Regions from separate parts of the Homo sapiens genome. Here region 2 is linked to region 1. Evidence: read pairs that join two places in POLR2A ChIA-PET (ENCODE). Cell type or tissue: PC-9. All regions are shown on one strand. Links, peaks and the distances in the headings refer to the core of each region. The heading gives the core; the rest is flanking DNA. Region 1 has its middle 4.5 kb from the start of CERCAM. Region 2 overlaps SLC25A25 (solute carrier family 25 member 25).

Region 1 (8,638 bases), core at 639-8,638:
TGCAAGCATCCTCTCTGCTTTGGGTCCCCATTTCAAGCCTGTTTGACTGCCAGGCCATGAGGACTCCCAATCCGGGGGCCCTACCTGGGCCCTGGGGCACCCCCAGGCTGCCCCTACCCATTGGCAAGGAAGCAGCTCCTGGGACCTCAAATGAGGTGGGGCAGGGTACGCAGAGGGTTAATGGGGGTGTGGCCAGAGTCCACTGGACCAGAGCAGCCTACCCGGGTTCCTGACCCCCAACTCCCAGTGGCCTGATACCCCTAGTTTCTCTTTGACCCAAAGGGGCTCTTGTAGCCCACCTCCCTAACATCTAGGAGTAGGGGTTGGCCCCCAGTTTGAGTCTGCCAGCCTCAGCTCCCCTCTCCCTGGTGGAGCCATGCTACAAAGTCTTTGCCAGGGGCAGGCAGGCCTTGGAACTGAGGCTCCCAGCGGGACGAAGGCGCTGGGGAGGGGGACGGTTCTTGCAGGGTCTCTACTCCAGGAAGCCAGAGTCAAGCCTGAGGCGCTGGCGCCATCACCTGGATTTGGTCAGAACTACAATGGCTGAAGTGGGTGAGGATGCTGCAGGCAGAAACCGGCAGCCCCACCAGGTGTCAACCCCATAGGATCCGGATCGTGCTCAGCCAGATGGGTCCGAGCAATCATTTTTTTCCAGGCATGACCCAGCTAATGAGGTCTTAGGCTCCACAGGACAGCACTTTTTTTTTTTTTTTTTTTTTTGAGACGGAATTTTGCTCTTGTTGCCCAGGCTGGAGTGCAATGGCGAGATCTCGGCATACAGCAACCTCTGTCTCCCAGGTTCAAGCGATTCTCCTGCCTCAGCCTCCCGAGTAGCTGGGATTACAGACACCCGCCATCACGCCCGGCTAATTTTGTATTTTTTAGTAGAGACAGAGTTTCTCCATGTTGGCCAGGCTGGTCCCAACCTCAGGTGATCCACCCGCCCCAGCATCCCAAAGTGCTGGAATTACAGGCGTGAGCCACCGCACCCGGGCTTTTTTTTTTTTTTTTTTTTGATGGAGTCTTGCTCTGTAGCCCAGGCTGGAGTGCAGTGGTGCGATCTTGGCTCACTGCAACCTCCGCCTGCTGGTTCCCAGTCCAAGAAATTCTCCTGCCTCAGCCTCCCAGGTAGCTGGGATTAGAGGCACGTGCCATCATGTCCAGCTAATTTTTGTATTTTTAGTAGGGATTACATGTCTGTAATCCCTGCACTTTGGGAGGCCGAGGTGGGTGGATCACGAGGTCAGAAGTTCAAGACCAGCCTGGCCAAGATGGTGAAACCCTGTCTCTAGTAAAAATACAAAAATTAGCCGGGCATGGTGGCGAGCGCCTGTAATCCCAACTACTCGGGAGGCTGAGGCAGGAGAATCCCTTGAACCTGGGAGGCGGAGGTTGCAGTGAGCCAAGACCATGCCGTTGCACTCCAGCCTGAGTGACAGAGTGGGACTACATCTCAAAAAAAAAAAAAAGAAAAGAAGAGAAAAGAAAAAAAGAAAATCCAAAACCCTGCCATATGGCTGGGCGCAGTGGCTCATGCCTGTAATCCCAGCACTTTGGGAGGCTGAGGTGGGCGGATCACCTGAGGTCAGGAATTTGAGACCAGGGTGGTCAACATTGGCAAAAGCCCGTCTCTACTAAAAATACAAAAGTTAGTCGGGCGTGGTGGCAGTTGCCTGTAATCCCAGCTGCTCGGGAGGCTGAGGCAGGAGAATCGCTTGAACCCAGGAGGCAGAGGTTGCAGTGAGCCGAGATCGCACCATTGCACTCCAGCCCGGGTGACAGAGCGAGACTCCTTCTCAAACACAAAACCAAAACCAAAACCCTGCCATAGTTTCAAGGCACTGGGTGACCTGGCCGTTCCTACCTATTTAACCTCACGTCTTACCATATCCTCTTGCTCACTTTGCTCCAATCACACTGGCCGCCTTTCGTGTTCCCACCCCGGGCCTTTGCTCTACCTGTTCCTGCATCTGGAACACTCTTCCCTCAGATCTCCCCTTGATTAACTCTTCCTTTTGTTCCAAAATGTCTTCCCTGAACCCTCTGTCTGAATGTTGCTCGACTCCCAACTACTCTCAGTTCTCTCTCTCTCTTTTTATTTATTTATTATTTTTGAGCCAGTGTCTGCTCTGTTGCCCCGGCTGGAGTGCAGTGGTGCAATCTCAGCTCACTGCAACCTCCGCTTGCCGGGCTCAAGTGATTCTCCCACCTCAACCTCCTGAGTAGCTGGGACTACAGGTGTGCACCACCATGCTCGGCTGATTTTTGTACTTTTTGTAGAGGCAGGGTTTCACCATGTTGGCCAGGCTGGTCTCGAACTCCTGAGCTCAAGCAATATGCCTGGCTTGGCTTCCCAAAGTGCTGGGATTACAGGTGTGAGCCACTGCCTTCAGCCTACTCTCAGTTCTTGATCATGTGTTTCAATTTGTTCATGGCATTTACCATTCCTTGAAATGATCTCTTCATTGATTGTTTTGCTTGTTTCCTGTTTCTTCTCACCAAAATGTAAGGAGCCTAGGAGCAGAGACTGCTTCTGTTTTGTGCACCTCTGTATTCCCAGCCCCTAGCGTTCCACCTGCACATAGCATGTGCTCGGGAAATAGTTGCTGAATGAATGGGATCATACAGAATGACCTGTAGGGATATGTCTCCCAGACATGGCATCAGGGAAATCTTTGCAGAGAGAGGAAGTTTTGGCTGAGACTATAGGACCCACAGTATAGAAGCTGCCCAGGAAGGGAAAGACCAATCCAGGCAGCGGGACCAAGGGAAAAAATAGAAAAGGATGTGGGAAGGTCCAAAAGCATGGAGTATTCTGGAAACTGTAAATTGTGCAATTTGGCTGGAGCATAAGGTCGGGTCAGGGGGAGGGCTTGCAGACCAGAGGAGGTGGAGAAGATGCAGGCAGGCCATGAAGGGCCTTGTTGCCCCTTGAGGGGTTGAGCTCTGTGCTCAGCGGTGGCAGCTCTGAAGGGAGTTATTGTCAGGCATTTTAGAAAGGCGTGCTGGCCGGACTCAGTAGCTCACACCCGTAATCCCAGCACTTTGGGAGGCCAAGGTGGGAGGATCACTTAAGTCTAGGAGTTCAAGACCAGCCTGGGCAGCATAGTGAGATCCCCGTCTATACAAAGTAAGTAAATAAATAAATATTAGGTATGCACCTGTAGTCCCAACTACTCAGGAGGCTGAGACGGGAGGATGGCTTGAGTCCAGGAGTTCGAGGCTGCAGTGAGCAATGATCATGCTACTGCACTCCAGCCTGGATACAGGTATGAGGAGGAAGTGTCCACTCGGGGGAGTGGTTGGAGGACTCTGGTCTCTGCAGGATCCACCTTGATGTGTGTCAAGCAGAGAATGGAAGGAAGTGAAGAGACAGGGAACAAGGTTCACATTCACCATTCAAGAGGCTTGGAGGAGTTATGGCCACAGCTAGAGGCCACAGGGGTGCCTTGGTGCTTTCTTATCTTTGGTTGTGGGAGATCCAAGTCCTTTGATATGTGGAAGGAAGGGCCTAGAAGAGAGGGAGGATGGGGATCCAGGAAGGGAGAGGGGACCAGGTGTAACCACCCAATGGGTTCACCTTGCTTGCTGCCTAGACAGAACCGATTTATCAAGACAGGGGAGGCTGGGCGCGGTGGCTCACGCCTGTAATCCCAGCACTTTGGGAGGCCGAGGCGGGCGGATCACGAGGTCAGGAGATCGAGACGACGGTGAAACCCCGTCTCTACTAATAATACAAAAAGTTAGCCGGGCGTAGTGGCGGGCGCCTGTAGTCCCAGCTACTCATGAGGCTGAGGCAGGAGAATGGTGTGAACCCGGGAGGCGGAGCTTGCAGTGAGCCGAGATCACGCCACTGCACTCCAGCCTGGGTGACAGAGCGAGACTCCGTCTCAAAAAAAAAAAAAAAAAAAAAAAAGACAGGGGAATTACAAAGGAGAAAGAGTAATTCACACAGAGCCGGCTGTGCGGGAGACCGGAGTTTTATTATTACTTAAATCGGTTCTCCCCAGTCATGTGGGGATCAGAGTTCTTAAATATAATTTGGCAGGTAGGGGCTTGGAAAGTGGAAAATGCTGATTGGTCAGATTGGAGATGGAATCATAGGAGGTGGAAGTTAGGTATTCTTAATGTCTTCTGTTCCTGGGTGCGATGGTAGAACTGGTTGGGCCAGATTACTGGTCTGGCTGGTGTCAGCTGATCCATCGGGTGCAGGGTCTGCAGAATATCTCAAGCACTGACTTTAGGTTTTACAATAGTGATGTTACCCCAGGAGCAATTTGGGGAGGACCCAAAGGCTGCATGACCCCTAAATTGTAATTTCTAATCTTATAGCTACTTTGCCAGTCCTGCAAAGGCAGACTGGACCCCAGGCAAGAAGAAGGGTCTTTTTGGGAAAGGGCTGTTATAAATTTTGTTTCAGAGTCAAACCATGAACTGAATTCCTTCCCAAAGTTAGTTCAGCCTACGCCCAGGAGTGAACAAGGACAGCTTAAGGGTTAGAAGCAAGACAGAATCAGTTAGGTCTGATTTGTTCCGCTGTCATAATTTCCTGAGTTACAAATTTGCAAAGGCGGTTTCACAGGGGCCGTTCTGTTGAGGAGGGGTGTGCCTCCTGAGGCTGGCTGAGGGCAGAGGTGGAAGGTTTGGAGGCTAGAAATGAGAGTTCCCAGGTAATGGCTTCTATTTTCTCCAAAAAGTAGTAGAGAGATCTTTGCTGGGGGAGAGGGGCGGTGGAATGGGGGCTTGAGAAGACTGGAGGCTTTGTTTTGTTTTGTTTTGTTTTGTTTTGTTGAGACAGAATCTCACTCTGTCACCCAGGCTGTAGTGCAGTGGCGTGATCTCAGGTCACTGCAACTCCCACCTCCTAGGTTCAAGTGATTCTTCTGCCTCAGAATCCCAAGTGGCTGGGGCTACAGGCATGTGCCACCACACCTGGCTAATTTTTTTTTGTATTATTACTATTTTTTTTTTTTTGAGACGGAGTTTCGCCTTTGTTGCCCAGGCTGGAATGCAATGGCGCGATCTCGGCTCACTGCAACCTCTGCCCCCCTGGGTTCAAGTGATTCTCCTGCCTCAGCCTCCTGAGTAGCTGGGATTACAGACACACGCCACCATGCCCAGCTAATTTTGTGTTTTTAGTACAGACGGGGTTTCTTCATGTTGGTCAGGCTGGTCTTGAGCTGCCGACCTCAGGTGATCCACTTGCCTCAGCCTCCCAAAGTGCTGGGATTACAGGTGTGAGCCACTGCCCCGGCCTTTTTTTGTATTTTTAATAGAGACAGGGTTTCACTGTGTTTCCTAGGCTGGTCTCGAACTCCTGGCCTCAAGTGATCTGCCCACCTCAGCCTCCCGAAGTCCTGGGATTACAGGCATGAGCCACCGTGCCTCAATGACTAGAAGCATTTGAAATGCCCTGAGGGGAGTGGGCAGGGGACACAGGGAAACAGGATTCTTGGGCTGGGTGAGAGCCCAAGTGAGGGTAGAGACCCTGAGTTTGCAGTTGCCCCAACCTGCCCCAAAACAAGATGGCTATTGGGTTTTCCAGGCAGGTGTGATGGGAAAACTCTGAGGCAAGAAAGTTAGTAACAGGCTGGACTCCTGGGGAGGGTGGGAGGACTTGGGGGAAGAGGAGGACTTGAGGCCAGGGAAGAATCAGGAAGCCCCCTGTCTTAGTCCGTTTGGGCTGCTATAACAACATATCTTAGACTGCATAATGTATAAACAACAGAAATTTATCAGCCGGGTGCAGTGGCTCACACCTGTAATCCCAGCATTTTGGGAGGCTGAGGCAGCTGGATCACCTGAGGTCAGGAATTCGAGACCAGCCTGACCAACGTAGTGAAAACCCATCTCTACTAAAAATACAAAAAATTAGCCAAGCATAGTGGTGTGTGGCTGTAATCCCAGCTACTCAGGAGACTGAAGCAGGAGAATTGCTTGAACCACCCCCCAACCCCTGGCCAAAAAAAAAAAAGAAATTTATTGCTAATAGTTCTGGGGGGTTGGGAGGTCCAAGGTCAAGGCGTCAGCAGATTTGGTGTCTGGTAAGGGCCCGTTCCTCATACCTGGGGCCTTCTAGCTGTGTCTTCATGTGGCAGAAGGGGTTGACAAGCTCCCCAGGCCTCTTTTTTCTTTTTGAGACGGAGTCTCGCTCTGTTGCCAGGCTAGAGTACAGTGGCATGATCTTGGCTCACTGCAACCTCTGCCTCCTGGGTTCAAGCGATTCTCTTGCCTCAGCCTCCTGAGTAGCTGGGACTACAGGCACGCGACACCACACCCAGCTGATTTTTGTATTTTTAGTAAAGATGGGGTTTCACTATGTTGGCCAGGATGGTCTTGATCTCTTGACCTCATGATCCACCCCCCTCAGCCTCCCAAAGTGTTGGGATTACAGGCGTGAGCCACCGCATCCGGCCCCCAGGCCTCTTTTATAAGGGCACTAGCCGCATTCAGGTGGGGCAGCCCACCCAATCAACTCCCAAAGGCCCCGCCTGTTTTTTTTTTTGTTTTTTGTTTTTTGTTTTTTTTTTTTTGAGACAGAAGTCTCGCTCCGTCGCCCAGGCTGGAGTGCAGTGGCGCGATCTCGGCTCGCTACAAGCTCCGCCTCCTGGGTTCACGCCATTCTCCTGCCTCAGCCTCCTGAGTAGCTGGGACTACAGGCGCCCGCCACCACGCCCGGCTATTTTTTTCTATTTTTTAGTAGAGACAGGGTTTCGCCGTGTTAGCCAGGATGGTCTTGATCTCCTGACCTCGTGATCCGCCCGCCTCCGCCTCCCAAAGTGCTGGGATTACAAGCGCGAGCCACCGCGCCGTGCCGGCCCCGCTTCTTAATACCCTGACATTAACATTAGGTTTTCAACATGTGAGTTTTGAGGGTCACGGACATTCTGACCATAGCACCCTTGGACCAATAGGACAGGCAGAGGCTGTGGAATGACTCTGGGGTGGGTGAAGTAGGGAACACTGCTTTGCTTTAGAAAGGGAATCCCTCTTCTGGGGCTGGGAGTGGCTTCCCGCAGGGGACTACCGTGCAAGGGAGAAGAAATCTGGCATCTCTCCAGAATGCTTCTCATTGCAGGGCCGCTGGCCTAGAAATGGCCTCAAATGGAAGCTGCCACCCGATCCTGGTGGAGGCTTTGAGCTAGGCTAGAGATCAGGACTCCAGGGTTCAGTGCGCACGTGCTGCCCCTGCACTAGGTAAGTTCCTTCCTCTATGGACCTTCAGCCCTCCCCTTGCAGTGGAGATAGTGTGCACAGCCCTGGCTCCCCTCCCTGACCCTGGGAAAAGGCTGAAGGGAGACCCCGTGCTGTTCCTAGGAAAGGAGATCTTCCCAGCGGTGGGAGGGTGAAGGGGGAGCCTCCCTCTCCTCCAGTCCTGTCTTCCCAGCCCCAGGGCGGAGCTCTTCCTGTGTGTAAGCCTCCACGCGGGAAAAGCTGCCAGTGCATTCATTCTCTCGAGGAATCCCTGCAAACCCTCCCAGATGGGTGGCGTTATCAGCCCGATTTTACCCGAGAGGCTCCTGAGGGAAAGGGACCTGTCTGAGGTTGGTGACAGACACCCAGTTCGATCCCATCTGTGGTGCCGCCAGGCCGCTCCCTTTTCTGCTCCTCTCCCGAGAGGCTGCAGAGTTCTTTCCCTCCCAGCAGGGTCCTAAGGACCCCGGCGGTGCTCCAGGGGAGCCAACATCCCCTGCTTTGGAGGACGGACGGGTCGGGTCGCAGTGAGCAGCTCCGTGGTGTCCCCTAGTTCTACACTCAGACCAAGAGAGGGCTGTGAGGGCTGTGCTCTTTTTTTTTTTTTCTTTTTGAGACGGAGTCTCGGTCTGTCATCCAGGCTGTAGTGCAGTGGCGCGATCTCGGCTCACTGCAACCTCCGCCTCCCGGGTTCAAGCGATTCTCCTGCCTCAGCCTCCCAAGTAGCTGGGAGTACAGGCACCCGCCACGACGCCCGGCTAATTTTTGTATTTTTAGTACAGATGGGATTTCACCATCTTGGCCAGGCTGGTCTTGAACTGATCTCAGGTGATCCTCCCGCCTCGGTCTCCCAAAGTGCCGGGATTACAGGCGTGAGCTACCACGCCCGGCCTGGCTGTGCTCTCTTAAAGGGCCGAAGCAATGCGGGTGCTGGCGACCGACGCAAGGAGGTGACGCACAGGGGACTTAAGGAGCGGACCGCCGCGGGAGGACGCGCCCAGCTCAGGGGGACTCCCTCTGCGCCCCCCACGCTGGGTCTCCGGCCCACGCGTGGCCCGGCTGGTCTGCGGAGCTAGCGCCAGGGCCGCCAGAGGGCGCCCGGGGCGGAGGATGGGGCGGGAGCCGGGGAAGCCCGGGAGGTGGTGGCCGAGTGGGCGCCGCCCCTCTGGGTCTGCGGCTCAGGTCGAAGAGTCGGCTGCGTGGGCCGGGGAATCCGGATTCCGGGGGTTCAACGCCCAGGGGTTCCATGAGCCCCTACTGTTCTCGGACGCCCGGCCGGCCCCGACGCACTCGTCCTAGCACCCCTCCCCTGTCCGGTCCTCCGGCCCCTCCGCCGTCGCCCCTCCGGGGTCCAGCCGGGCGGGGCTGCTCCAGGGTCGCGGCTGGCGCGGGTCCCCGGGCCCTGGCCCTCCGGTGCCCCGGGCCAAGGAGAGAAAACTTGAGC
Region 2 (8,000 bases), core at 1-8,000, 330 kb before region 1:
TGGAAGGGGATGTCCGCTGTGGAAAACCTGGGCTCTGTGGACATCAAAATGAGCAAAGAAACAATAAAAAGTTGTAGTAGACTCACTCACTCTATCTACACAAAAAGACGTCTTTGGGGCCCGCATGCTTTCCCTGGACAGAAACCGGACCTCCTCATCTTGCAAGCCTGTTGCCCTCTCAGAAGCCGTGGATCGTCTTTCCTAAGTACAGAGTTGACCTTGAAGTTGTGAAAGTGGAAGCTCAAGTGGAGCTTACTTCAAAGCTTTGGAGATTATCTCACTAACCAGCATTACTTTGCAGAAGTGGGACTAAGGCTCGGAGGCTGGGTTGCTTGGAGGCCAAGCCAGTTCCAGAACCCAGGATTTTGACTCTGCCCCATTTAGCTCAATGCAGTGCCGCCTTCCTTCTTTGACTGTGGACACTTAACTTGCCTTTAAAACTTGGCCACATTTATTTTCATAGTTTATGACATTGACATACCTGTGCATAACTCTGTCTCAGCATTTTAAGGCCCTGGTGGTGCACAGGAAGCCGTGACTAAAATGATAGGTACACTGTTCCTAATACGGGATATAAAAGACTCAACACCACACCTGACAAAAGAAGCTGTTGTCTTAAAGATGCATCTTCCTTTAAAGTAAATGAATAACAAAGGTAGGCCATAAGGAGCTTCTTATCTACTTTAAGCTCTTGGCTGGCTTTTCCAGGAAGTTTGAGGAGATAAATCATGACTCATTTTCTGCAGGGTCAGTGGGGAAACTGGAGAGGTGGCTGTCCCTGTTCCTGCCGGTGCCTGAAGCTTTCAGTGTTGTTCCATCACACTCTGGCTCCATACCTTTCCTCCTGTCCTCCCTCCCTGTTGGCTGGAGTCTAATGTGACACTTCTTCCAAAACACAGAACCGCCTACATTGTGTAAGAAGACTCTCAAAAACCATTGATTGAAATGCTGCTGATGCCAAAAAAAAAAAAAAAAAAAAAAGGGTGGAGAGAGGGTAGTTTAGATCACCAAGAATAAGAACCAACTGGCTGGGCGTTGTGGCTCACGCCTGTAATCCCAGCACTTTGTGAGGCCAAGGCAGGTGGATCACTTGAGGTCAGGAGTTCGAGACCAGCCTGGCCAACTGGCAAAACCTTGTCTCTACTAAAAATACAAAAAAAAAAAAAAAAAAAAAAAATTAGCCGGGCCTGGTGGCGCATGCCTGTAATCCCAGCTACTGGGGAGGCTGAGGTAGGAGAATTGCTTAAAAAACCCAGGAGGGGCCAGGCGCGGTGGCTCACGCCTGTAATCCCAGCACTTTGGGAGGCCGAGGCGGGCGGATCACGAGGTCAAGAGATTGAGACCATCCTGGCCAACATGGTGAAACCCCGTCTCTATTAAAAATACAAAAATTAGCCGGGTATGGTGGTGCACGCCTGTAGTCCCAGCTACTCGGGAGGCTGAGGCAGGAGAATCGCTTGAACCTGGGAAACAGAGGTTGCAGGCAGCCCAGATCGTGCCACTGCTCTCCAGCCTGCTGACAGAGCGAGACTCCCTCTCAAAAAAAAAATTAGCTGGTCCTGGTGGTGCGTGCTTGTAATCCCAGCTACTGGGGAGGCTGAGGCAGGAGAATCGCTTAAAAAAACTCAGGAGGGGCCGGGCATGGTGGCTTATGCCTGTAATCCCAGCACTTTGGGAAGCTGAGGCAGGTGAATCACTTGAACCTGGGAGGTGGAGGTTGCAGTGAGCCGAGATCACGCCACTGCACTCCAGTCGGGGCAACAGAGTGATACCCCATCTAAAAAAAAAAAACAAAAAAACAAAAAAAAAACCCACAAAAAACCCAGGAGGTGGAGGTTGCAGTGAGCTGAGATCGTGCCACTGCACTTCTGCCTGGGTGACAGAGCAAGACTCCATCCCAAAAAAAAAAAAAAAAAAAAAAAAGAACCAACTGTCTGTTAAGTCCTTATCTGTAGAGTAGATAGGACACAGTGGAATGGTCCTGTTGGTTAAAACCAGCTATGGTACACACCTTCATCAACCTTGTTGGGCTTTTTTTTTTTTTTGAGACGGAGTTTTGCTCTCATTGCCCAGGCTGGAGTGCATGGAGGCATGGAGTAGCTGGGATTACAGGCATGCGCCACCGTGCCCGGCTAATTTTTTTTTTGTATTTTTAATAGAGATGAGGTTTCACCATGCTGGCCAGGCTGGTCTCGAACTCCCAACCTCAGGTGATCCACCCACCTCGGCCTCCCAAAGTGCTGGGATTACAGGCGTGAGCCACCACCCCCAGCCATTGTTGGCCTTTTCTATCCCACTTGCCCAAAACCCTGTTGTTGCTTTTGGTTAAGGCCTTTAGATTGAGTTGGAATCCATATAATGTTAGAACTGGAGCGTTTTCAAGGTTGTTCAGTTCACTCCCCACATTTTACAGGCTGGAGAAGTTAAGCAATTTGTCCAGTGTCCTATAAAGGCATTGTAGGGGGGATCTTAGGGAGAAAGACAAGGTTCCTCAGCACCCCTTAGTGATGCATTTATGGACACAGTTAACTTTTTTCCTTTTTTCATTCACGACTTGGGTGTATTTTTTGTTTGCCAGAGTCTCTTCCTCTCTAACCTACAGAAGAAGGAAAAATAGGATCTAAAGGTAGATAGTTCTATAGCTAAAGAATTCCTTTTCTGAATTGTTTAGGAGAGCTGGCTTGGTTTAAACCAGCTATTAGCCGGCATTCATCCAGTTGCCCTCCCACCCTGAACAGCTGTGCTGCGTGTAAGGCAGCCCAGGGAGGGTTTCACCCCCTTGACCTCTCTCCTGCCTGCAGTCCTTGTGCAAAGCAGAGCAAGCAGCTGGTGAGAGTTAAGTTTGTGTTGAGTCAGATCATCTCAGTGTGAGTGCAATCCTGAGATCTGTTTTCAGAAACTAAAAACATTTTATGTTGCTTTAGTAATAAATTTGTTGGTTTGCTTTTTCACGTGGGAGAAGGAAAGGAGAGGATAAGGACAGGGTGGGTACAACAAGTAGGCTCACATGGACGAATTGTGTGGCTCCCACTGGCCAGTGTTGGGTTGCTTCAAAATTTTTTGAACATTTTAGGTGATTGGGTTGTCACATGCTGGCCTCCATACCATATTCACCCCCTGCTCCTTACTCTTGGTGCACATGTCTAATCTAAAGGAGAATCATGCTCTTATAAGAGCAGAAAAAGAAGAGAAATTAGGCCGGGCACGGTGGCTCATGCCTGTACTCCCAGCACTTTGGGAGGCTGAGGTGGGAGGATTGCTTGAGGCCAGGAGTTCGAGACCAGTCTGGGCAACATAGGGAGACCCAATCTCTACAAAAAATTTTAAAAAATTAGCCAGGCATGCCTGTGGTCCCAGCTACTTGGGAGGTTGAGGTGGGAAGATCCCTTGAGCCTGGGAGGTTGAGGCTGCAGTGAGCCATGATCATACCTGCACTCCAGTCTGGGCAGCAGAGCCAGACCCTGTCTCAAAAAAAATAAAGTAGAAATCCCATATTTCCAAGCAGACCCTTGCTTCTGTAGAACTTGACTTGTTACATCTTAAAATCCTACACTTAAGAGTTGGGTAAATTTTGTATGCCTCTAACTTTCTTGTAGAGAAAAGAAAAAGACATCTTTAATATGCATTCACCTTGAACTTGGGACCTCGAAGGGGACTGGCTTTTCACCAGGAGTAAACAGAAGCCATCCACAAGACTGAGGGTTTTCATGCCGGACTTCTCTTTTCCTTCCACAGTTACAGGAGTTTTCTTTAGGGAGTTTTTGTCAAAGCTAGATTTTCCGGTTCTGTTTCCTAAAATGGAAATAGATCATGGATTTCCTTTTTTCATTATTGCAGTTCTGTCATCTGCCATACCTTAGTTTCATTTGTGCCAAATGAGGTGAGTTGTGGCTCCTCTTCATTGTCCAATTGTTGCTGAGTCACATCAGGTGGGCGTTTAAGAGTCCTGCCTTACAGCCTGAAACTCCAGCCGCCCAGCGCAGGCAGCACATAGGAGCTGAGTTTTTCCGTTGGCTGATTGGTTCATTCCAGCGGAGACTGACATTCACCTGCTACAGTCCTGCCTCTGGAATAGCCTGGCACTGCCATATATCAGTATATAAAAGAGAGTCTTCAAACTCTTGACTCCTGTACCACCCAAAAATAATTTTGAAAACAGCATATCCCCTTGCACATTTTGTACATCTGCTTTATTATTTTTATTTTATTTTATTTTAAGACAGTCTCGCTCTTTGCCCAGGCTAGAGTGCAGTGGCGCAATCTTGGCTCACTGCAACCTCCGCCTCCCGGATTCAAGGGATTCTCCTGCCTCAACCTCCCAAGTAGCTAGAATCACCACGCCTGGCTAATTTTTGTATTTTTAGTAGAGATGGGGTTTCACCATGTTGGCCAGGCTGGTCTCAGGTGATCCACCCACCTCCGCCTCCAAAGTGCTGGGATTACAGGTGTGAGACACCACGCCCGGCCTGTACATCTGCTTTACATGTTTTTGTTTGAGGCCGGGCGCAGTGGCTCAGCCTGTAATCCCAGCATTCTGGGAGGCTGAAGCGGGCAGATCACAAGGTCAGGAGTTCAAGACCAGCCTGGCCAACATGGTGAAACTCCATCTCTACTAAAAAATACAAAAATTAGCCGGGCATTGTGGCGGGCGCCTGTAGTCCCAGCTACTCAGGAGGCTGAGGCAGAAGTATTGCTTGAACCCGGGAGGTGGAGGTTGCCGTGAGCCGAGATAGTACCATTGCACTCCAGCCTAGGTGACAGAGTGAGACTCCGTCTCAAAAAAAAAAAATAAATAAATAAAAGTGTTTTTTTTTGTTTGTTTTGGTTTGGGTTCTGGTTTTGGCCAAAATCTTAGAGCTGCATATATGACTCATTTAATTTATGGAAAAGGCCTTTTATATGACCATATTGGCTGTGCCAGTCCTCATCAAATCAATCAGCCTAATCATTCTGACTTTCTGTCAAATAAAATCTCGCTTCATCTGTTAACTTTCTAAAAAGTGTTACTACTCTTCCCTCTCATGGCTTCTGAGTGTTAATATTTCTTTTTTTTTTCTTTTTTCTTTTTTTTTTTTTTGAGATGAAGTCTTGCTCTGTCGCCTAGGCTGGAGTGCAGTGGCGCGATCTCCGCTCACTGCAAGCTCCGCCTCCCGGGCTTACGCCATTCTCCTGCCTCAGCATCCCGAGTAGCTGGGACTACAGGCACCCAACACCACGCCCAGCGAATTTTTTTTTTTTTTTGTATTTTTAGTAAAGATGGGGTTTCACCGTGTTAGCCAGGATGGCCTCTATCTCCTGACCTTATGATCCGCCCGCCTCGGCCTCCCAAAGTGCTGGGATTACAGGCGTGAGCCACCGTGCCCGGCTGAGTGTTAATATTTCTAAGATAGGTACTAGGCAGTTAAGCAAGGAGGTGATGAGACCTGGAGATTGCCGTGGAGTTGGTCAGTCCTGAGAACTCGCTTTCTGCGTTGTTCTTCTAAGACTCCCTTGGGCATCTCCAATTGTCTTTGTGTGTGGTGCTCCAGGCTCCTTTATACTCTGGGCATTTTATCAGGGTAATTTGGAATAAGTCAAGTGCCCATGATTCGACTCACTACTTCCCTCTAGAGGTGTATTCCATTACTGTTCTCTGAAAAGTACCCATTCTAAGCCCCACCAACCAACTGAATGGACCTCAGGGTGCTAAGGGCATTCCAAGTAAACGCGAAAAACTAATTCAGGCCATGATGGGAAGGGAGGGACATGCCTAATTATACCCTCCTCTCTGCAATTCAGGCACAACCGACCAGCATTAACATTAAAACAGATTTTTTTTTTTTTTTTTTTTGATACAGTCTCACTCTGTTGCCCAGGCTGGAGTGCAGTGGCGCGATCTCGGCTTACTGCAACCTCCGCCTCCTGGGTTCAAGCGATTCTCCTGCTTCAGCCTCCCGAGTAGCTGGGTTTCCAGGCGCCCACCTCGGCCTCCCAAAGTGCTGGGATTACAGGCGTGAGCCACCGCGCCTGGCCTGACACTCCTTTTTATTGATTCCAGGTTTTTAGATAATAACCCTTTCAACCCCAATTTCCAATCAGAAAATCTTTGAACCCACCTATGATCTGGAAGCCCCCGCCTTCAAGTTGTCCCACCTTACCGGGCTGAACCAATGTGTACACCTTACATGTATTGACTGATGTCTTCTTGTAACTTCTGTCCCCCTAAAATGTATAAATCAACCTGTCACCCAGCCACCTTGGGCTCATGTTCTCAGGACCTCCTGGGGCTGTATCATGGGCCTTGGTCACTTATATTTGGCTCACAATAAACCTCTTTAAATATTTTACAGAATTCGATTCTTTTCATTGACACCATCAGCCTCTATTGTCTAGATTCTTAGAACAGTGGTTATTTCTGCAGGTATTAACCTCCTCTTAACCAGATTCTATTGATGTTTATAAGCTACTTTTACAAGAGGGTTACACTTGGCAGTCTATCCTTGGATATGGGTGATTCATCCTACCCAAGAAAGCTACATGTGAAAGGAAAGAAATGTACTATATTAACCTACAAGGAAATCAAAGACGCAAGAAAAATGTTTTAAAAAATATATATTGGGCCGGGCAGAGTGGCTCACACCTGTAATCCCAGTACTTTGGGAGGCCAAGGTGGGAGGATCACTTGAGGTCGAGAGCTCAAGACCATCCTGGCCAACATGGTGAAACCCCCGTCTCTACTAAAAATATAAAAATTAGCTGGGTGTGGTGGCGGGCGCCTGTAGTCCCAGCTACTCGGGAGGCTGAGGCAGGAGAATCACTTGAAGCCAGGAGGCGGAGGTTGTAGTGAACCAAGATCACACCACTGCACTCCAGCCTGGGCAACAGGAGCAAAACTCCGTCTCAAAAAAAAAAAAAGAATTGGAACAGGTGTGGTGGCTCACATCTGTAATCCAAGGTGAGGAGGCCAGGATGGGAGGATCACTTGAGCCCAGGAGTTCAAGACCAGCCTGGGCAACATGGCAAGACCCTATCTTTGCATATATGCAATATATATATTTAAACACATATAGGCAAGGTATTCAATTGAACACATTTCCATCGATTCCTGTCTTAGGTGCTGGTCTAGGGAAGTTTAAGATAAATAAGGCATGATCGCTAACACCTAGTTTATTATTTTTTTCTTCTGCTTGCTTTGCATTTAATTTGTTCTTTTCTGATCTCTTAGGGTGGAAACTGAAGTCACTGATTTTGAGACCTTTCCTTTCTAATATAGGTATTTCCTTCTAAGTACTGCTGCGGCTGCATCCTACAAATTTTAATACATTGTGCTTTCTCACCATTCAAAATACTTTCTAATTTCCTTTTTGATTTCTCCTTTGACATATCACGTGAATCATTTACAGTTGTATTATTTAATTTCCAAATATTTAGGTATTTTCCAAATATCTTTTTTTTCTTAAGAGACTGGATTTTGCTATGTTGCCCAGGCTGGTCTTGAACTCCTGGCCTCAAGCGATCCTCCCACCTCAGCCTCCCTAGTAGCAGGAACTACAGGTGCGTACCTGTCATTTTTTTCCAATTTAATTCCACTGTGGTCAAAGTACATACTTTGTATGAGTTGACTTGTTTTATGGGTGGAATATGTTCTGAGTGCACTTGAAAAGAATGTGTATTCTGCTGTTGTTGGGTGGAGTATTTTGTAAATGTCAGTGTGGTCAAGTTGGGTGTTTGTTTTTGTTGTTGTTTTTTTTTAGACAAGATCTCACTCTGTTGCCCAGGCTAGAATGTGTGGTGTGATCATATCTCACTGCAACCTTGAACTTGTGGGCTCAAGCAATCCTCCTGCCTTACCCTCCCGAGTACCTAGGACTACAGGTGTGAGCCACTATACTCGGCTAATTTTTTTTTTTTTTTTTTTTTTGAGACAGAGTTTTGCCCTTGTTGCCCAGGCTGGAGTGCAATGGCGCGATCTCAGCGCACCGCAACCTCCACCTCCCAGGTTCAAGCAATTCTTCTGCCTC

Evidence for each region. Peaks named below come from ENCODE experiments on the same cell type or tissue, not always from the same donor. Only the 100,000 strongest peaks of a DNase experiment are listed, where the experiment ranks them.
Region 2: POLR2A ChIA-PET joins it to region 1 with 25 read pairs; 2 of 35 experiments call an interaction of 5 or more read pairs at or near these places.

Annotation. Positions count from the first base shown.
Region 1 is chr9:128,412,082-128,420,719 of GRCh38, forward strand. It overlaps a transcript of CERCAM not described here. Among named protein-coding and RNA genes, the nearest start is that of CERCAM, 4.5 kb to the right of the region's middle. RefSeq lists a silencer at 8,162-8,638. In PC-9, for the core only: CTCF peaks have their summits at 2,424, 2,625, 8,250 (motif pointing right) and 8,450; DNase peaks (open chromatin) are centred at 4,160 and 8,220; H3K4me3 peaks cover 1,677 bases; H3K27ac peaks cover 276 bases.
Region 2 is chr9:128,078,451-128,086,450 of GRCh38, forward strand. The region is part of intron 1 of SLC25A25 (solute carrier family 25 member 25); the gene reads left to right. Among named protein-coding and RNA genes, the nearest start is that of SLC25A25, 14 kb to the left of the region's middle. In PC-9, for the core only: CTCF peaks have their summits at 5,640 (motif pointing left) and 5,921; a DNase peak (open chromatin) is centred at 821; H3K27ac peaks cover 1,854 bases.